2 separate regions of the Homo sapiens genome follow, and region 2 is linked to region 1. A link is a loop called in an ENCODE intact Hi-C map of the cell type or tissue named here. Cell type or tissue: OCI-LY7. All regions are shown on one strand. Each heading gives the region's core, and the rest is flanking DNA. Links, peaks and the distances in the headings are about the cores only.

Region 1 (11,085 bases), core at 1,140-9,139:
TTCACAATAGTAATAGATAGCATTAGACATCTTTAAAGTGAGCTATTACATACTGCTCTTATTTTAACTGATCGAGCTAAAATTAAAATGTACCTTTCTTTTTTAGGAGAACCTTTCAGCATTTAAACGTGATCCCCAAATCAATATTTTGCTGCTGCCCCTGCACACAGGTTCTAATGGATTAACTATCATTGAAGCAACTCATGTTCTCTTGGTGGAGCCCATATTGAACCCTGCCCATGAGCTTCAGGCCATAGGGAGGGTGCACCGAATTGGACAGACAAAGTAAGGACTAAAATTAGAATCAGTCACATTTGCTTCAGTTTTCTGAGAAACCAAATCAGTATTTAAACTCTTCATTTATGTTCATCATAGCGTACTTGTTTTTAATTACTTCCTTAGATACTACATTTTTTAATTATTTATTTTATAACTTATTTATTTATAACTTTTTAATTATTTAATTGAAAGGCATGAGATTTCCAACCCTCCCTTCTCTCCAAGAAGCAAACCCCCAAATTGTCCCAATTTTTTTCTTCCCTCCCACAAAAACCTTATCACTTTATCCAAAAAAAAGCTTGTTAGAAATACTTAAGACAGCTACAAAGTTGAAGGCATCCATCATGCCTTTGAGGAGAATGGAGTTTTGATTGTCTAAAGTAGTCCCGTGTTTAAAAGAAGACATACCTTGTACATGACTGAAAATAAATGGCTCCTTTTAAAATTCTTAACATTAGGAAAAGACACCCCCTAGGTCAGCTCCAAGAGATCATTAGATTCAGTTTAAGGCCCAAAGCAAACCTAATAATGAATATTATTATATGGCATGTATTACCTTTATTCATATATCAGAATAGACAGTTATCTTTGATAAGGCCTGCTAAATGTATTACCTTCTGGATGTTAGAAGTCTTTGATGTTTAAAAAAGGAAAAAAAAACACATCCATAATAAGCACTTACTAAATCAGTATTTATTGAGCACCTACTGTATGTCAGGCATTATTCTAAATACTGAAGATTCAAATTGAATGATACATAATTTATTTCCCCAAGGAGGTCACTGTGTAGTACAGGAAGCATGACTTAAAGTGTTGGGGTAGAATGTGCAAAAGTATAATAATAAAAGGACTGTGTTAACAAAAGAAGATAATGATCACTCGGGCCCTACAGAGTCAGGAAAGACTTTATGGTGTTAAGTCTTGAAGGAATAATTATTTCAAAGTTGGCTGGAAAAGGGTATTCACACAGCCAAAGAGAGTTATATATGCAAAAATACAATGGTGGGAAATGACATGACATTTCTAGGGACTGTAAGGAGTTTGGAATTGTTGCAGTATAAAGTATGAGAAAGAGATCATCGGCAGGAGATGAAGTCTTCTGTGTCATACTCAGAAATGTAGACTGCCCCGTAAGAAGTAGCGGGGAGAGAAAATAAAGGGCTTACTTGAAAACAGGAAAGAGACATGTTTATTAAACCTCTTAACAAATAGGGCAAAGTAACTGTAATAAATGCGGGCTTGTTCTAACATACCACCAAGTGGCATTTAAAATGCAGTCATGTCTTACTTGTTTTTTGTTGGTTTTCTTCTGTGTTTTTAAATATTGATTTTTTGTCCTACCAATGTTCTTTTAAAGCATAGGCTGGACTAGTCTCATATTTAAAACCACGAGTCCAAAAGGCCATTCAGCATTACCCAACAATCTTACTATGCCTCGCAAGTCAATATGTTTTTTTCTACTTTCTGAGGAGTCTGTCTTAAGTGTGTCTTCTTCCTCCCCATGGCGATCTTGCCTCATACAGGGGAAACATATACAATCAGATTAGAAGTACCTCATCTTTCCATCATCAACTTGAACAGTCTGCCTGCATCAGTACTCACATACTTTTTGGTAGATTTTTATTGAGTATCTTCTGTGTGCCAGGCACTGTTTTAGGAACATGAGATGTCCTCATGGAGTGCGATTCTAGCTGTAATGGGGTTGGTAGACAGAAAGGTGGTAAACAATAAACTAAGTACAATCTGGACTATGTTAGGAGCTGGAAAAGTAGAGCAGGGTGAGGAAGTAAAAGTGCAATGTTTGGGCAGGAAGGCATGCAAGGCCTTATTGAGAAAGTCTGAGCAAGGACTTGAAAGAAATGGGAAAATGGGAAAGTTAGTCATGCAGCTATCTTGTGAAAGAATGTTCAAGTAAACAGTGCTTTCGGTGCAAAGGCCCTAAATCAGGAGTGTGGTATGTTAGAAGAATAGCAAGGAGCTACAGTTGCTAAAAGGGAGAGAAGCAGGAGTTGAAGTGAATGGGCTCAGTGGGGAGAGGGATTACATTGGGCCCAGGAAGCCACTGTGAGGATGGTGCTTTTGCCCTGTGTGAAATCGGGAGCCATTGGAAGGCTTTGAACAGAGGCTTGGCATATCTCACTTAAGTTTTAAAAGAATCATTCTGAGTGCTGTGATAGGGTGGGAGTGAAGGGGAGCAAGGAAGAGTAGAAGCAGGGAGAGTCTTGGAGGCTATTGCAGTCATCCTGGTGAGAGCTGAAGGTGACCTGACCATGGCAGTAGCAGTGCACATGATGAGGAGTGGTCAGGTTCTGGATATATTTTGAAGATAGAACTGATAGTACTTTTGGACAGACTAGACATGGGGTATGAGAGGGTCAAGGATAACACCATGGGTTTTGGCTTGGACAACTAGAAGGATGAAGTAACCTTCAACTGAGCTGGAGAAGTCTACAGGGTAGAGCAGATTTGGTAAGGGAAGAACAGACATCCAAATGGAGATTTCTATTCTGTAACTAGATGTACAAGTCCATTAAGTCACGAGACTGAATGAGATTACCTAGGAGTGAGTTTAGATAGAGACAGAGTTTAGATAGAGGACCATGGACTGAACTCCAGGGCACCAAAGTTCAGCTGTTCTAGGAGAGGAGAAGGAAGCAGCAAAGGTAACAAATAAAGATCAAACAGTGAGTTAGGAAGAAAACCAGAAGACAGGAGTGTCCTAGGAACCAAGTGAAAAATGTACCTCAAAGAAGAGGTTATGGTCACCTGTTTCAAGTGCTATGAAAAATGTCAAGGAAGATAAGGATTGAGAATTGATCATTAGATTTAGCAACATGGAGATCAAAACCAGGTTAAGTGGTAGAGGTGACAGCCTGACTTTAGTTTTGGAGAAAATGGGATTTTGTGTATTTCTTATTTAACAAATATTTGTATAACAAAGAGAGGTTAGGTAACTTGCCCATAGTCAGGCAGCTAGTAGAAGCAGTGGCAGATTTCAGGCACAGCCATTCTGCCTTCACAGTACAAGCTTTAACCACAGTGCACTGCTGCTTCTGTGTGGCTGGTAAGGCCAGTATTTTGAGGAGTTTTGCTGCAGAGAAAAGGAAGAGAATGAGATCAAGAGAGGTTTTTGTTTTCCTTTCAAATGGGAGAATTAGTAAGAAAATGATTCATTAGAGACAACAAAAACTAGTGAAGGAGAACAGGGAGAATGCTTGACAATGTCCTTGAGTAGGCAAGAGGATATGGGATCAAACACTGAAGTGGAGGAAGGGGTTGGTAGTAGGCAGAAGCATGGATATGTCATCCAGTAATAAGCAGGAAAGTACCTCATATGCCTTCCCTTTTATTACAGCAGAAGTGTCCCTTTTCTTTCAAAAGCCATCCATTCATTTGTCCTGGACTCCATTCTTTCTCATTTTTCAAGGACAGGTGTACATTTCCCTTGTACAGGTTGAGCATCCCTTAACTGAAATGCTTCAAGTGTTTTGCCTGTAGGATTTTTTCAGATTTTAGAATATTTGCATATACATAGTGAGATATCTTAGGAATGAAACCCCAGTCTAAACATGAAATTTATTTATGTTTCATATACAAATTCTACTCATAGCCTGAAGGTGATTTTATATAATATTTTAAATAATTTTGTGCACAAAACAACGTTTTTAATGTGTTTTGACTGTGACTCATCACGTGAAGTCAGGTGTTGAATCCTCCACTTGTCACGTTGGCACTCAAAAAGTTTTGGATTTTGGGTTTTTGGTTAGGGATACTCAACCTGTCATATATTACCCCATAAATATGTCTTAATATTATCCATCTTTAGAAAGAAAAAAACACTCTGATACATCCTACCTCCATCTCTACTTTTTTATCCCCCATTCTCTGTCAACCTGTCTGGTTGATTTTCTCCCCACCATATCACTGAAGTGAGACTTATAACATTTCTAGTGACCTACTTCTTGCCAGTGGTCTGAGGGTTCTTTGTCTACACCCCTTCGATGAATTTTTCCAGTCTTAGGGCTTTAGGTAGCTTTTACAGGTTGATGACTCTCAGGTGTATATCCCCCAGCCCAGACATGCCCATATAGCTCCTGTCCCAGGTGCATATATCCAGTTCTAGCTCTGCACACATATCTCTGGACTCACCTTGGATACCTGTCTAATAGGTATCTGATAGGTTTCACATGGACAAAACAAAACTGTGTTGCTTCTGCACTCTCACTCCCACCCTGAGCTTTCCCCATCTTATAATGTGGCACTGTCATCTGTTCCTGCCCAGATCAGAAATCTCGGACTCTTCTATATTTTTCTTTTCACATCTCACATGCCAGTCATCTTTTAAGTTTTGTCAGCTCTACCTCCAAAAGATATTCCAAATCTACTTGACTGCTATCTCCACTGACACAACCATAGTGCATCCACCCTTACTTACCCAGATGACTACAGGACTTCTTAACTGGCTTCTCTGGTGCTCTTCTTGCTGAGCAAGAAGTACATCCTCCACACGGTTGCCAAAGGGATTTCTAAAGTACAGTCAGGTATACATCAAATCATGCATACAAACCCACCAAGGGCTTCCCATTATAACCACGATAAAATTCAAATGCTTGGTCACATCCTGGAAGGCCCTGTGTGACCTGGCCCCTGCACATCTCTCCACCCTTATTTTCACCTCTCTCCCTCGCTTACAGGATGCTTCTGCCATGCCAGCCTTCTTTTGGCCTCTTGAACATGTTAGGCTTGTTCCAGGCATATTCCCTTCCCGGGGACTGTGTATGTATGTGCTGTTTCTTCTGTTTGGATATTCTTCCTACTCCTCCTTTGCCTACTGGCCTCATTCCCATCACTCTTTTTTCAGTTTGCATGTCAGCCTGTTCTCCCAGCATTATATTTACCTGAAACCGTCTTACTCTTTTATGTGTTTATTGTCTGTCTCTCATTAGAATGTCAGCTCATGGAGATTAAATAGTTCATTTTATTCGCTGCTGAACCCCTCCCAGCACCTGCCACAAGTGGGCACCAACTGACTGATGAATATAGCATATAAAATGTGAAGTCGGTTTGTACTGATTTGTTTTACTATGTTTTTAAGCTTAAAATTCTTCTGTACCTTTTAGACCTACTATTGTACACAGATTCTTAATTAAAGCAACAATAGAAGAAAGAATGCAGGCAATGCTGAAAACTGCTGAGAGAAGGTAGGTAATAATTTACCACAAGTAGAAGGGGGAAGGTTTTCCTGTTAAAAGTTTGTATCTTTAGAACTTCTTCACTTAGATGACAACGAAAAATATAGCACAAATACGTTTTTAAAAGCAAAGTCTGACGTTTTGCCTTTTCACTGTTTCCCAGTCAGTGCTCCAGACTTTGTATATTTGAATTAATTTATTAATTGTAACATGTAAATATAAACTATACTACATTCCTTTGCCACATTGGATCACTTTCTGAGGCTGGGAGTTCGAAACCAGCCTGGCCAACATGGTGAAACCCCATCTCTACTAAAAACACAAAAATTAGCCAGGCATGGTGACACGCACCATAGTCTTAGCTAGTCGGGAGGCTGAAGCAGGAGAATCGCTTGAACCCCGGAGGTGGAGGTTGCAGTGAGCCAAGATCGTGCCACTGCACTCCAGCCTGGGCAACAGAACGAGTCTGTGTCTCAAAAAAAAAAAAAAAAAAAACAAACTTGTTAAGGTTAATTGTGGTGTCAATCCAAAGACAAAACAAAAGCAGAGAGACTAAACCAGTCTTAATTTTAAAAGCTTGACTCTGGAATCATAGAACTTTCTAATATTTATGGTATAATTTATTTAAATCTTTTTGAAAACATAAATCTTTCTACATCTTTAGGAGGTAGGTAGGATTGGATGGTACCCAAGGAAGAGATTATTGCCTTAGAAGGGATTGTCACATAGCAAAGAAGCAATTTGAAACTAGAAATTTTCTTCCATTGATGGTTTCTGGGAAGGAAAGAGGCTTCCACAAGGGCCTTTTTACCTAAAACATGAAGGCTTTTTAAAGTTCTTGTTTTCCTTGTGTATCAGACTTCAGTGATTTTTATTTAGGTTGTTTTAATAAAATAGCAGTTATGAGTTGTTTGAAATTCTCTTGAAACAAATTAACTTCAGGTGGTAAGAAGGTAATTTGTAAGGTGAGAGCCTTAGTAGCAGTAGTCAAGAGTTTTATTCTTTGTTCTATTAATTGCACAGAGAAAAAACACTTTGACAAACACTAAAAGTAATATATAGAAATCTTCACTTTGACAAGGTATAACAAAGATTTTATCACTTGCTTTCCTCTGGGAGTTTCTTATATCCCAATTACAAAAACTTAAGAAAAAATATGTGTCTAGTTCGTATTACTACAAATATAATCGCTGATGGCTTGGGGTTTCTTTCTGACTGTGCTCATTTGGGAAACCTTGCAGTCACACGAACTCATCAGCAAAGCATTCAGAGGCCTCTGTCTTGACTGTGGCTGACCTGGCAGACCTATTTACCAAAGAAACTGAAGAGCTTGAATGAACTACACTTGATTCATTCCATGGACTTTAGTGTATTAATAAACTTTCATAGCTGTAGAGCAAAGTTACAAGTTTTAAAAACCCAGTAGATAACAGTAACACTGTTCCTAGTTGAATGAATTTGTTTATTGTTCTGGTTATACAGTGGCTTAGTACTTATTGAGTCCTTTTCAATATACTGTTTCCAAAAGATCTATAAAGATTCTTAATTTTACACTCCTAATAAAACATTTATTTTTTGTCCCAAATAGTATCTATATCTGATGATGCAAGGGAATTAAGAGAGGTAATGTGTACTTTTCTTATGATAAGATCACTCATAAAACAGTTGGAATAAGAAAGTAAACTAGTCTAGTTTTATATGACCTGGTATATTGAACAAACATAGATCTCAGTTTTGGAAGGGCCTTCAGTATCTTTAGCACATGATTCACCAATATCTTGTTAGTAATATTTTAAGTAGATGGTGAATTATATTAACCCATTTTTTGAGTAGGCTTATACCATAACTTTACACCTAGTAATTTTGCAGTAATACAACTCCTTACAATAAGTTAATGTTAGACAGTTATTTGTTTCTTCTGCATCTTGCTACTGAAAACAAAAACAATGAAAATATTCATATTTCTATTATGTGTAAAGTGGTGTTAGTGTAAACAGTTAACTCCAAATAGATTTTTTAATGTATTAATGATTACCTTAAAATTATCTGCTTTCCCTACTCTTAATTTTTCTTATTGTTAAAGTTTTTATATGTTGTAAGATTGATGTATCTGTAAATATTGCAGTTTTTATGATTTTGTTTTATTATAACATGGAAATATGGCAGGGTTTTTTTTTTAATCATTATTATACTGATGTCTTGGATTCTTTTTCTTTCCCATGTTCTTGTGTAACTAGACTTTTTAGCCAGTGATATCTGAATTCATGGTAGAGTTGTTATTTCACTCCAGTTGTTCCTCCCTTAAGCACGAGTCTTTGACCTTTTGAACAAGAGAATGCCATGTTCACATAAGCAAATCGTTGCAAGTGATAATAACGAAGTGTTTCTTCTTCTGTGAGGAATTAATGGACTTTGAAATTGCTGAATAAGGAGTAGCTTGTTACATCCTAGCCATTTGATGTAATACAAATGTTCTTATTTGGCTTCCTTTTCTTTGAGCCTTCAGAGTTTTAAAGGACCCTCTTTGACCCTCAGGACTTATTAGCTCCCAGTTAGCTGCCTGGAAAACTCATAGAACCATTCCCTAGATCCCATTTGTCCGAGAGGCTTTGGTGCTTAGTTAAGGTGCATTTTCTTACTCTAGGTTTATAGAGTGATGTAATTCAACTGAAGAAAACACACACATGCTTTTGGTGCTTATTCTTCAGTTAAAAGGAGGTATCCATTGATTCTTTTATATGAAATTAAATCAAACTGTTATTTTTATAGCTCTTCACATATTAAAAAGAGCTTTCATGTACATTTACGTGTTTAATTTACCCAACAATCTTGTGAAGTTGATATAATTAATATCTTTACTGTTTTAAAGGTAGAGAACTGAAGTTCAGATATATTGAAACTTTCTTAGGACATGTAGCAAGTAAACAGTGGAGCCCAGGTCCCCTGACTCCATATCTTACATTCTTTTACTAATAACATGTCATGCTGAGATTCAGAAGGCCCATGCTTATAATTTAAAAATGAGACTATTTCAGTATTTCTTTGTGTTTGTTTTCTACTATTCCTTTCTGAGCTATGTTTTAGAGAAAACAATTTGATATGCTTCAATTTTGTAAAATCAAATTACATATATATAAAAAAACCTATCTGTATTAGACAAAAACTGTTTTTATTTATTTCTGTAAGATATCCATTAAATAAATATTTTAGTGGAAATGAAAATTGTGGAATTCTTTGATTTCTGAGACTTAGAACATATGGGGTTTTTTGGTTTTTTCTTTCAACAAAAGATATCAAAATGGCTAATACTATAGAATCCCATATTTTATATACATTTATTACATCTTAAAAACAATTGTGACAGTTTCCAATTGTTCAAAACAAGTACAAATCTGATCCTCACATTTTCTTGGCTGCAAACAAAGGATTTTTTAAGTTTTCTTTCTCTATTATTTTATAGCCTCTGAAATATTACTGTGTTTAGAAGTAGTTGTTCTTAAATGGGTGCTATGCTAATGAACCAATGAGACAAAATGAGATAGCCGCAATTGTTAGAGTAGTCCCAGTCATTAAACTTAAATGTGTTTGGACCTGGAGAATCATTTTCTGTAACATGATTCCAGATGAGTTCACTAGAACTAAAAAGATACATACAATGTAAAGTGCATATACCTAACGTCATAGCCTTTTTGCTTCAAACCCAGATAGCTCTGCTATGTTTATTGCAGCGTCACATTTCTCTTTGTATGTGACCTGAGCTGAATAAGCCATGCATGCATTCAGTTTTAGGAATTGTTATCTTTCATATCACATGAACAACAAACTAAAAATCTTAACATGATAATTCAACATGCAACTACTAATACTTTACAAATAATGATCAAACCAACTACTTACCTAAATATTTAGGAAATGAATTTAACAATGCAAGGTTAATCACCAATGCAAGCTATCCTGTCAGGTGGATAAAGTAAGAAATCATGTCTTTTTAATCTCCTGCTCTCATTTAATAGCTCTTCCAATGTGCTTAAGTTATTTACGTTTATTAAACGACGAGACAACCTTTCAAAAATGCAGAGATCACCGTGCTGAATAACCTCAGGCTTAAGTCGAATAAAAGGTATCTTTCAATTTTTCTAGAATTTAGCTAAACAAAATCCCACAATGTGCCATTTCATAATTTTTAACTGGCATACAAATGCAAAAATGGAATGTAAAAAAAAAAATGAGTGTAAACCAATTAAATGAATTAAAAACCAATGCAAAAACAAAAAAATGCATTACAACAGTCTAGTACAAGCAATGCATTTTAAGCCTGTCTACTCTGATAAATGACATCTAGTCAGTAAGACTTCTTCAAAGTGAGATCAGTTAACAGTTTTATAAAATTTTCTGTTTACAAGAATCTCTGTGTACCTCTGTTACATTGTGAAGCCCACATGAATGCTTATCACATGGAAGGGTCGAATATGAACCACTTGCAAGCCTTCCCTTAGAGGAAGGCTATGTAAGTAATTGATAACCCCAAAGGGAGTTCAAGCCTTATGCTAGGTATGTGGTGTTGCCTCTGAGTTACAAAACAGATAGTATCACATACAGAAAATAGCACGAGTACTTGGCAGAGGCCAAAGTTGCCATCTCCAGCCTTCCCCTGTCTTCAGACAGCCTTTTCAGGGGCATGTATAGCTCATCTTCGAAGAGTAAAGGTCCCCACACCATCCTCGTATCTTCATCATTTAATGTCAGTGACTCTCAATACTGATTTTTGGGGACTGACTTTGTTATCTTGAAACCAAATTTTTATTGCAGCTTATGCTTCTTTTCCTGCAAAATAGAAATTAAAAAACAGCCTCCATTATCTGTATAATGATCTTTATATAGGTCACTACTATTACTAAAATTAATAACTTTTTCCCTGCTTATCAAAAAATCAGCCTTTTTTAAATGGTCTGCCTTTCCAAACCCTATTGTTATCTTTGTCTCTCCAGTAAACCTGCTCTTAATGCTCCACACCCCCGTAGATAGCCTATTAGAGGAGCCATTTGTCCAAGGACACATTTTCGACCTATGGGATCTTCCCAGACCTGTGATTTGTATATGCACACAGTTCTGATTACTGACCCTTCCAGTGTTCTAATGAGCAAACATTTGTGCTCAAATTTCCTTAGAAATCGTTTCTGCATATTTTATTATTTATTTAGGATATACTTACTGAAATTACCTGTGGTCATTTTCTGCCAAGACTATTTAATTAACATTTACTGCATCATGTCCCTAATTCTTTACCCAGAACCGTAAGGCACCTCATGCCTCTTCTGATCTCTTGGCTTCCCATAATCAAACAACTGCTATCTCCAGTTATTTTTCCAGAGCCTTTGTAAAAATTTCCATTGACTGAGAGCATCATTGCCTGTTGATAATGTTGAGTGTATTTTCCTTTGTCACAGAATTATGTCTTCTTTGGTAAATGCAAATCTGTGTTTTAAACAGGAATGCATTTTAGTTTCTGATCTTTATCAGAATGTTTATAAGTGAATCCGCTATTAAACTGTGAAAGCATCAGTGTGGAATGTTGTATTTACCTAAAACTTCCCCAGTGCTTTTCACTTCTCAA
Region 2 (11,085 bases), core at 1,344-9,343, 130 kb after region 1:
TTCTACTTTTCTTTTGTTGCAGCCAATTACATTGATTGATCTCCAAATGTAACCCTGAATTTCTGAGATAAAGTCCACCTCATTATTTTGTATTGCCATTGTTATGTACTGCATGATTTAATTTGCTAATAATTTATGAAGGACTTTTTCAAAGTTTATGAAATATATTGGTCCATAATTTTCTTATTAAATTTTTTTCAGGTTTTAGTACTGAGATTATGCTGCCCTCATAAAAAGAATTGAAAAGCAGTGTTTCTTCCTTCTATATTTTCAAAAAGAGTTTTTGTAGGTTGGTATTATTTATTTCTAATCTGTTTGATAGAATTTACCAGAGAGACTAATTGGGCTTAGAGTTTTATGTGAAGAGTTTGTAAAATTGGGAATCAATTTATTTTGTAGATATAAAAAGATGTTTAGAATTCTATGTTTTGAATCAGGTCCAGTATTTCATGTATTTCAATAAATCCATCAATTTTATCAAAGATGTTAACTTTATTAAATTTATATTTGTGCTGGGATAGCTGGCTACCCTTATGCAGAAGAATGAAACTGGGCCCCTACCTTTCACAGTATAAAAAAATTAACTTGAGGTGGCTGGCAAGATGGCCAAATAGGAACAGCTCCAGTCTGCAGCTCCCAGTGAGATCAGTGCAGAAGGTGGGTGATTTCTGCATTTCCAACTGAGGTACACAGCTCATTTCACTGGGACTGGTTAAATAGTGGGTGTAGCCCATAGAGGGCAGGCCGAAGCAGGGTGGGGTGTCTCCTCACCCGGGAATCACAAGGGGTTGGGGAACTCCCTCCCCTAGCCCTAGACTCACAATCATGTGGAAGGCAAAGGAGGACAAAGTCACGTCTTATGTGGCAGTAGGCAAGAGAGCATGTGCAGGGAAACTACCCTTTATAAAACCATTAGATCTTGTGAGACATATTCACTATACTGAGAACAGCATGGGAAAGACCCACCCCCATGATTCAATTACCTCCCACTGGGTCCCTCCCACAACATGTGGGAATTATGGGAGGTACAATTCAAGATGAGATTTGGGTGGGGACACAGCAAACCATGTCATTCAGCCCCAGCCCCTCTCATATCTCATGTCCTCACATTTCAAAACCAATCATGCCTTCCCAACAGTCCCCCAAAGTCTTAACTCATTTCAGCATGAAGTCAAAAGTCCACAGTCCAAAGTCTCATCTGAGAAAAGGCAAGTCCCTTCCCCCTATGAGCCTGTAAAATCACAAGCAAGTTAGTTACTTCCCAAAAACAATGGGGGTACAGGCATTGGGTAAATATACCCATTCCAAATGAGAGAAACTGGCCAAAATGAAGGGCTATAGGCCCCATACAAGCCCAAAATCCAATAGGGCAGTCATTAAACATTAAAGTTCCAAAATGATCTCCTTTGACTCCATGTCTCATATCTAGGTCATGCTGATGCAAGAGGTGGGCTCCCACAGCCTTGGGCAGCTCTGCCCCTGTGGCCTTGCAGGGTACAGCCCTTCTCTTGGTTGCTTTCACAGGCTGGCATTGAGTGTGTGCAGCTTTTCCAGGTGCATGGTGCAAGTTATCAGTGGATCTACCATTCTGGGGTCTGGAGGATGGTGGCCTTCTTCTCACAGCTCCATTAGGTGGTGCCCCAGTGAGCACTCTGTTGGGAATCTGACCCCACATTTCTCTTTTACACTGCCCTAGCAGAGGTTCTCCATGAGAGACCTGCTCCTGCAGCAAACTCCTGCCTGGGCATCCAGGTGTTTCCATATATCCTCTGAAATCTAGGCGGAGGTTCTCCAACCTCAATTCCTGATTTTGTACACCTGCAGGCCCAACACCACATGTAAGCTGCGAATGCTTGGGGCTTGCACCCTCTGAAGCAATGGCCTGAGTTGTACATTGGCCTCTTTTAATCCCAGTGGGAGCTGAAGCAGCTGGGACACAGGGCACCATGTTCCAAGGCTTCATAGAGCACTGGGGCCTTGGGCCAGGCCCATGAAACCAATTTTTTCTCCTAAGTCTCCAGGCCTGTTATGGGAGGGGCTGCCATGAAAGTCTCTGACATGGCCTGGAGATATTTTTTCCCATTGTCTTGGTGATTTACATTTGACTCCTTGTTACTTATGCAAACTTCAGCAGACTTAAATTTCTCCCCAGGAAATGTTTGTTTCTTTTTTACTGCATCACCAGGCTGCACATTTTTCAAACTTTTCTGCTCTGCTTCCTCTTGATGGCTTTGGTGCTTAGAAATTTCTTCTGCCAGATACCCTAAATAATCTCTCTCAAGTTCAAAGTTCCACAGATCTCTAGGGCATGGGCAAGATGCTGCCAGTCTCTTTGCACAGCAAGAGTGACCTTTGTTCCAGTTACCAAGAAGTTCCTCATCTCCATCTGAGACCACCTGAGCCTGGATTTCATTTTTCACATCCCTATCAGAATTTTGGTCAAATCCATTCAACAAATCTCTAGGAAGTTCCAAACTTTCCCACATCTTCCTGTCTTCTGAACCCTCCAAGTCTCTAGGAAGTTGCAAACTTTCCCACATTTCCTATCTTCTTCTGAGCCCTCCAAACTGTTCCAACCTCGCCTGTTACCCAGTTCCAAAGTCACTTCCACATTTTTAAGTATCTTTACAGCAGCACCCCATTCTACCAGTACCAATTTACTATATTAGTTCTCATGCTGTTAATAAAGACATATCTGAGACTGGGTAATTTATAAAGAAAAAGAGGTTTAATGGAATCACTGTTCCACATGGCTGGGAAGGCCTCACAATAATGGGGGAAGGCAAAGGAGGAGAAAGGCACACCTTACATGGTGGCAGGCAAGACAGCATATGTGGGGGAACTACCCTTTATAAAACCATCAGATCTTGTGAGACTTATTCACTATCAAGAGAGCAGCACAGGAAAGTTCTGCCCCTGTGATTCAATTACCTCCCACTGGGTCCCTCCCACAATATGTGGGAATTATAGGAGCTACAGTTCAAGATGAGATTTTGGTGGGGACACAGCCAAACTATATCAATTCATATATGAAATGCTACTTGACAATAAAAAATGAATGAAGTACTGATACATGTCTCAACTTGGATAAACCTTAAAAACATCGGGCTATGTGAAAGAAGCCAGACACAAAAAAGGCCATATATTGTGTTATTCCACTTATGTAAAATGTCCAGAATAGGCAAATCTGTAGAGAAAATTGATTAGTAATTGATAAGGGCTGAAGTATAAGGGTATGTGGAGTGATTGCTTATGGGTATGGGGTTTCTTCTTGGGGTGGTAAAATACTGTGTGAGTGTATAAAAACTGGTGAATTGTATACGTTTTAAAAGATGAATGTTATAGTATAACTTAACAATTTAAAATATCCAGTATGTAAAGTTTACAGATTTTAATGTCATTAACCTAAACAGGGTTTTGGAATTTTCACCTGTGCTTTGTTTTGCCTGCTCTTAATTTGATCAATACTGTGTGTTATGAACAGAAGTGCTTAGAGCATTAATCTCATTTGTGTACTTCAGAGAAGATCCACCACTGATAATTTATTCATTTATATTTGCTTTCTTCTGAATTAAACATTTATTCATCTTTAAAATTTAAAAATGAAACAAAATTGATTACAACATTACAACTCATAAGCACTCTCAGTCATTCACAATCCTGCAACAGTAAAAGGAGCAGCAGTGATAGTCCACCATTAATGAGTGTGGCACAGAAAATAGACTTCTGGTTATTTATTAATCTATTCTTGTTGACTTTAGCATCCATTCCTTTATCTCCCACTCCACTAAACATTTCTGGAAAGCCAAATGAGTGGAAATGATGTTTGTAAAGGGATGAACTTGAAATAGTGGATTGATGTCAAACTTTGAATCTTTGACACTATTAGCAAATTAATTATAAGAAACACTGGAGCTGAGATCTTGAAGACAGTGCAGCCTCAGGTTACTGAAATATTTACTTCCTAAAATATCCTCCTAAAAATAGTGTTTCATATTGCATTATTGTATTGACATCATCACTCTCTACCATTATGCAGCTCTGCTACTTTTTTAATTTGCGTTTCCTTGGAGTTACAGACACCACTTTTGGGAAGTATACTGTGTGCTGTAGGTACTCTGGGGATTAAAGAGTATGCAGAAACTTTTAGCTCATTGTTTCCACTGAGTACTGTCAAAGTGCTGATAACACAGGCTGCCAAAAGAGTATTTTCTAGACAAAACAGTAAAGGGGATGCAGAGCTACTGAGCCACTCTCTATTCCCTGCCTGAAGCATCTCCACCCTTTCATTCTAAGCAGGTACCCTTGCTTCTAATACCACAAAAAGCAGGATATAGATGAATTGTTACCTGCCTAGATGCTGAGACCAGACTACCTCCGTTGTTGCAACATGAAGTGATTGCACTATAAGGTAAGCAATGCAAGTACTGTGTTAACTGTCATTATTTGTCTTTTAAAGATGATACAACTAAGTTAGCACCGCAGAAGGATGCGACCCTTTCAGTGGAGGCTTCACCCTTCAGTGGAGCCTTCAAGAGTAGGCAGCACCCTTTCCTTGCCCAGGCACTGCCAAGATATTATTCAGCTTTCCTCTGGCTTTCACTGTTGCTATAAGAAATCAATAGTTTCCTTTGTAGGTTAACTGCTTTTTTTCCCCCCCTCTGACTGCTTTTAGGTTAACCTTTTTGTCACTGGTGCTCTTCATTTTCTTTTCTTTTCTTTTTTTTTGAGACAGAGTCTCATTCTGTCACCCAGGCTGGAATGCAGTGGCATGATCTCGGCTCACTGCAACCTTCGCCTCTTGGGTTCAAGTGATTCTCCTATCTCAGCCTCCCAAGTAGCTGGGCTTACAGGTGCTCACCACCATGCCTGGCTAATTTTTGTGTTTTTAGTAGTGACTGGGTTTCACCATTGTGGCCAGGCTCATCTCGAACTCCTAACCTCAAGTGATCTGCCCACCTTGGCCTCCCAAAGTGCCAGGATTACAGGCCTGTACCATAGCATCCGGCCTTCAGTTTCATTAGATAGATCTTGGTATCGATTTCTTATGCACTGCATTTGAATTCATCATAATTCTAGAATCTGAAGGGTTATATCTCTCAACAAGGTTTTCTCATTTAAAAAAACTTTATTTTATTTTAAGTTCTCGGATACATGCGCAGGATGTGCTAGTTTGTTACACAGGCAAATGCATGCCATGGTGGTTTACTGCAACTATCAACCCATCACCTAGGTATTAAGCCCTGCATGCATTAGCTATTTATCCTGATGCTCTCCCTCCGCCTTCGCCCGTGACAGGTCCCGGTGTGTGTCGTTCCTCTCCCTGTGTCCATGTGTTCTCATTGCTCTCAACGAGGTTTTCTATAAATGGTATCCAAGAAATGTGAACAGTAACTAGAAGGGGATGTGAGGAAGAGGAAGGTTTATTTTGTTTAAGATTCGAGAAATAATAGCTACATGTTATTAATGGATCTGACCTAGTAAAGAAAAATTGGTGATGCAGTGGGGAAAGAGTTACTGTAGTGAAGTCCTTGATTAGCTAAGAGAGAATGAGATTGTGTTGGGATGGAGGAATTAGCCTTAGAAAGGAGGACCAACAGTTACTGTAAGAGAGAGAAGACAGGGTGTATGAGTACAAGTATGTTTTGTTGGGCAGACTGGGTGGAGGTGAGAGTTTGTAGATTGTTTGTTTTTAAATTATTTCTGTGTTTTCAATAAAGATTTTGTCAAGTTGGCTCCTTCATATGTTTCTATGCAGATAGATATGGAAGATCAATTTGTGTCAGAAATTTGCAGTAAGCTTAGAAAAAAAATGCTGCTTATCTAGAGCAGTGATTCTCAATAGGGGTGACATTATCCCCAGGGGACATCTAATATGTCTGGAGATATTTTGGTTGGCCCACCTGCTGGAGGACTACTGGCATCTAGTGGGTAGAGGCCACAAATGCTGCCAAGCACCTGCACAGGCAAGCCCCACAAAACAGAAAACTGTGTGACCCAAAATGTCAGTTGTGTTGAGGCTGAGAAACTCTGATCTAGAGCAGTGGTGGGCAAACATTTTTTTAGAAAGGAAGGTAGAAAACACTTTAGGATTGGAAGCCATTTGGTTTCTATTGTATCTACTTAACCCTGCTATTGCAGTGTGAAAGCTGCCATAGACAAAATACTAGTGGTCCTGGCTGTATCCCAATAAGCTTTATTTATAAAAACAGGCAGGTGGCCCATGGGCAGAGTTTGATAACCTCTGATCTAGAGGACTCTTTTGCTTTTTCTGCAACCATCTAAGAAATAGAGGCAGAGTTTGGACTAATCATAGATGGTAGCCATCATTAAAACTTCTTCATTCTTGGTGAATATCAATGCTTTGATATGTTGGCTGTGCCCCTATTTGGTGCTTAGTGAATACTTTAAAATCTAGACTTAAATAAGTCAGTAAGTCACTAGTTTTTAATTTCAAAATTAAATTTTCTTCTCTCATTTCCCTGCCCCGCCACCCCCTGAGAGGGTCTAATAGCCACTCTTCTTAGTCATATGCTTAGGACTGCTATTATCCAAAAGATGATAAGCATTGGCAAGGGTGTGGAGAAAAGGGAACTCTAGTACACAGTTGGTGGGGATGCAGATTGGTATAGCCATTATGGAAAACAGTATGGAGATTCCTAAAGAAATGAAAAATGGGACTCCCATACAATCCAGCAATCCCTCTTCTAGGTATATATCCAAAGGAGCTGAAATTAGCACTTCATAAAGATATCTGCACTCCCAAGTTCAGTGCAGCATTATTCCCAATGCCAAGATATGGAAACAACCTAGTATCCATCAACAGGCAACTGTATAAAGAAAATGTGATACATATGCTGTTAAATATTATTCAGCCTTAAAAATTTGCCATTTGCTACAAAGTGGATGGACCTTGCGGACATTATGCTAAGTGAAACAAGCCAGATACAGAAATAAAATAGTGCATGATCTCACTTATAGTGGAATCCAAAATAAAACAGTCAAATACAGCCACGCATCACTTAACAATGGGGATATATTCTAAGAAATGCATTGTTAGGTGATTTCATTGTTGTGTGAACAGCACAGAATATACCTACATAAACCGAGATGGTAAAGCCTACTACAGACTACACACCTACACGGCATAACCTATTGCTCCTAGGCTACCAACCTGTACAGCATGCTGTAATATAATGATAAGTATTTGTGTATCTAAACATAGAAAAGGTACAGTAAAAATATGGCATAATAGATTTTTTTAAATGGCATACCTCTATAGGGCACTTCCCATGAATGGGGCTTGCAGGACTCGGGGTTGCTCTGGGTGAGTCTGTGAGTGAGTGGTGAGTGAATGTGAAAGACTAACACATTATTGTACACTATTGTAGACTTTAAAAAACTGTACACCTAGGCTACACCAAATTTATTAATTTTTCTTTCTAAAATAATAAGCTAAGTTTACGGTATCTTGTTAACTATATACATTTTTAATTAAAAAAAACTTTTTGACTCTTTTGTAATGACATCTTAAAACACAAACACATTATACAGCTCCACAAACAAATTTTTCCTTGTATTCTTACTCTGTAAGCTTTTCTATTTTTTAAATGTTGCTTTTTTTTCTATTTAAACTTTTTTGTTAAAAATGAAGACACAGACCCACCCATTAGCCTAGGCCTACACAGGGTCAGGATCATGAATATCACGGTCTTCCACCTCCACATCTTGTCCCACTGGAAGGCCTTTAGGGACAATAATACTTGTGGAGCTGTCGTCTCCTGTGATGCCAATGCCTTCTTCTGGAACACCTCCTGAAAGACCTGGCTGAGGCTGTTTTACAGTTAACTTTTTTTGAATACATAGGAATATATTTTAAACTAGCAATAAAAATATATAATGCAGTAAACACATAACCAGTAACACTCATTTGTTATCATTATTAAGTATTATGTGTGGTACATCATTGAATGTACTATGCTTTCACATGACTGGCAGCACAGTAAGTTTGTTTACACCAGCATCACCACAAACACTTAAGTAATGTATTGTGACTGCTACAACATCACTAGACTATGGAAATTTTCCAGCTCCATTATTATCTTATGGGACCACTGTTGTATAAGCAGTCCGTTGTCGACTAAAACATCATTACTGATGCTCGACTGTATACAGAGATAGAGAACAGTGGGGTGCGGGAGAAGGAAGAAATAGGGAGAAATAGGTCAAAGGATACAAAGTAGCAGATATGTAGAGTGAGCACGTCTAGACATCTAGAGATGCGCAACATGAGAATTATAGCTAATAAAATTGTATTATATTAGAGATTTTGTTAAATAAGTAAATTTAACAAAAAAGGATATAAAAATAACTACATGAGGTGATCGATATGTTAATCTACTTCACTATAGTAACTATTTTATTATTCCTTTAGTTCCCATAACATAATGTTGTAAACCTCAAATATACAAAATAAAATTTATTTGTTAAAAAGCTGGCCCCCACATCTCTATTGACATCATTTTGAATTGTTGTTTTGGTAACCTAGTATCCTCCAGACTTGGCAGTATATTTTCTATCTAGATTAATTTAATGTTATTTGAACTGTAGCATCTTTTATGATGCAGCAAACAAAATTGGAGCCTCAGAATATTTTATAAAAAAATAGAAGACCTTTGTAGTTAAATGATCTTGAGTTCCAGTATCAGCTCAGCCATTTATTAACTTGGAACTGAGAAGTAATTTATTTAACCATTCGAGCTTCATTATCTTAAATAGCAAATTTCTAATTTACAAAATTGTTAAGGGGATTTTATTAGATAATGTAACCAAAGTTTGAAATTCAGTGACAACCACAAGGTAGCTTTTTAGTAATTAGTGGCTTTTAGCAATAGTATTATTATTAACAAACTACTTGAGAAAATCCAAATATTTCTGAGGCAATTAGACTTTTCCCCAAACATTTTGCATTTTAATCCAGACATTTCACTTTTTTAAACAGTGAGATGCCTGATAGACTGTTCTGTAAAAACAAATACTAATCCTGTGGTATTTCTTTGTGCCTAAGATAGTTTTTGCATATTTCTGCTTGTAGAAATGTCACACTTTCAATTTTCCAAGTACAAATTGTCAGACAAGTCCTATGTAAAAGAGAACTGTTTTCTGAATCAGTAAATACAAGAGAAGTTGGGAAAATCTTCCCTATTTCACTTTCTTTCTCATAGTTACTTAGCAACCAGCTAGTACCTTTGAAAAATCTCCTTTGAATACTAAATACTATTGAGATTTGTGTTTATTACTAAGTTGAGGATTAAATACGCAGTCACCATTTCCCTAAAGGACACAATTGAAACCTAGGTAAAATTACCTCATTGCCACGAAGAGACCAATATTTGGCCCTTCCTGTTTATGTGCTGTTACTTACGCATAATATAGTCATAAGAAAGTCCCTGAGACTGGGATTACAAATAGGAATGTGTAATGCAGCCGACAACTCTTCTTTAATATTTAATATAAGTCAGTCCTCCATAGGCATTCCTTACTTGATTTGAGAACACACACAGTTAGTGTTATATGAATAAGGAGACAGTGCATTTTGGTTTGCCTGGGATGATCTAGTTTACCTCTGTGGTAAATCAGTTAAAACTGTTCATTATTTTAGCACTTCTTTCTATTCCCCAAACTGACCTGTTGTGGATAACAAATTGCATGGTGACCCTAGATTTGAAAATTTGGAGGCACTCTGAAAGAAAGCAATTGAAATATGGTTAGAGGCATTGGGAATAGCCCCTATGAAGAAATGACAAAAGGAATTGGCTTTATTTGTTGAAAAAAAGAGAAAACTTAGGGAGATTATGCTCTTCAAGAAGCAAATATGGAAGGGTACGCTCTAAGAAGAATCAAAAGCTTCTGCCTCTTTCCTTCCCGGGGCTGAACAGCATTACAATTCACACACTGGAGGTATGCTGTGTAGAAATTAGAGGTTAGGAAGCCACTGTACACACTAAATTGCACTCCCAGTAAAGGTTATTTTTTCCTGTTTTGAATATTCTTTAAGAAACAGATAGTATATGGACATACTCTATGGCTTACCAATTCTACTCCTAGGTATAAACCCTAGAGAAACTTGTGCAAATATACATAAGGATGTACCAACCAGGATTTTATTAGCTTCACTGTTTGTAATAATCCCATACTGAAAATAACTCATCTATCTGCTAACAATAAAATTTAAAAAGTATGAGGTCTTCAGATAGTGGAATATGCTATACATAAGCAAAAATAATTGAAGCATAGCTACATGCTACAATATGTAGATATTTGAAAAACATCATATTAAGCAAAAGACATAAGTTACAAAAGAATACATGAAGTATGATTTCCATTTATACAAAACTCAAAAAATAGGCGAAACTAATTATTTAGCATTGGTAGCTCCAGACAAAACCATAAATAAAGGATTCAAGTTCAAGCATTAAGTTGAAACATATGAAACTTCAGATCTTCAACCATTTTTAACTTACAAAAATGGGCAAATTTGGTTTAATTAAGTAGCTTATTTGGGAGGGACAAAACATAGCTTAAGAGTGGCCAGGCACGGTGGCTCACGCCTGTAATCCCAGCACTTTGGGAGGCTGAGGCGGGCAGATCATGAGGTCAAGAGATTGAGACCATCCTGGCCAACATGGTGAAACCCCATCTCTACTAAAAATGCAAAAATTAGCTGGGCTTGGTGGCACATGCCAGTAGTCCCAGTTACTCGGGAGACTGAGGCAGGAGAATCGCTTGAACCTGGGAGGCGGAGGTTGCAGTGAGCCGAGATCACACCACTGTATTCCAGCCTGGTGACAGAGCAAGACTCTGTCTTTTTTTTTAAAAAAAAAAAAAAAAGAAAGAAAAAAAAAGCTTAAGGGCGAGGAAATAGACAAGGAAGGGAAGCAGTGCATTTTCAAACCACTTAACCACTGTGAATGTCTGCAACTTAATCCCATTATGGTAACACTAGAGAGCCAGTGAAAAACATGCACCAGGATTAACTTATTTTAGGGGTAATGAAGTTGAGATATTTATACACTATTTATTGTC

The links. Hi-C counts contacts between places; a loop is a spot of excess contacts. Peaks named below come from ENCODE experiments on the same cell type or tissue, not always from the same donor. Only the 100,000 strongest peaks of a DNase experiment are listed, where the experiment ranks them.
Region 2: it touches region 1 in a loop (10-fold over the local background); 9 of 110 quality-filtered maps call a loop at or near these places.

Annotation. Positions count from the first base shown.
Region 1 is chr6:145,882,415-145,893,499 of GRCh38, reverse strand. SHPRH (SNF2 histone linker PHD RING helicase) reads left to right here. Exons shown (of 30, transcript NM_001042683.3): 28 at 107-285; 29 at 5,400-5,480; 30 at 6,713-8,693. The coding sequence ends at 6,809. It overlaps EPM2A-DT (EPM2A divergent transcript), which reads right to left. Exons shown (of 3, transcript NR_038246.1): 3 at 6,915-10,295. Among named protein-coding and RNA genes, the nearest start is that of FBXO30, 73 kb to the right of the region's middle. In OCI-LY7, for the core only: CTCF peaks have their summits at 5,078 and 5,285 (motif pointing right); a DNase peak (open chromatin) is centred at 5,299.
Region 2 is chr6:145,756,613-145,767,697 of GRCh38, reverse strand. All of the region lies in intron 1 of EPM2A-DT (EPM2A divergent transcript), which reads right to left. It overlaps LOC105378039 (a long non-coding RNA gene), which reads left to right and starts at 4,079. Exons shown (of 3, transcript XR_007059799.1): 1 at 4,079-4,411. In OCI-LY7, for the core only: CTCF peaks have their summits at 5,717 and 5,919 (motif pointing left); a DNase peak (open chromatin) is centred at 5,887.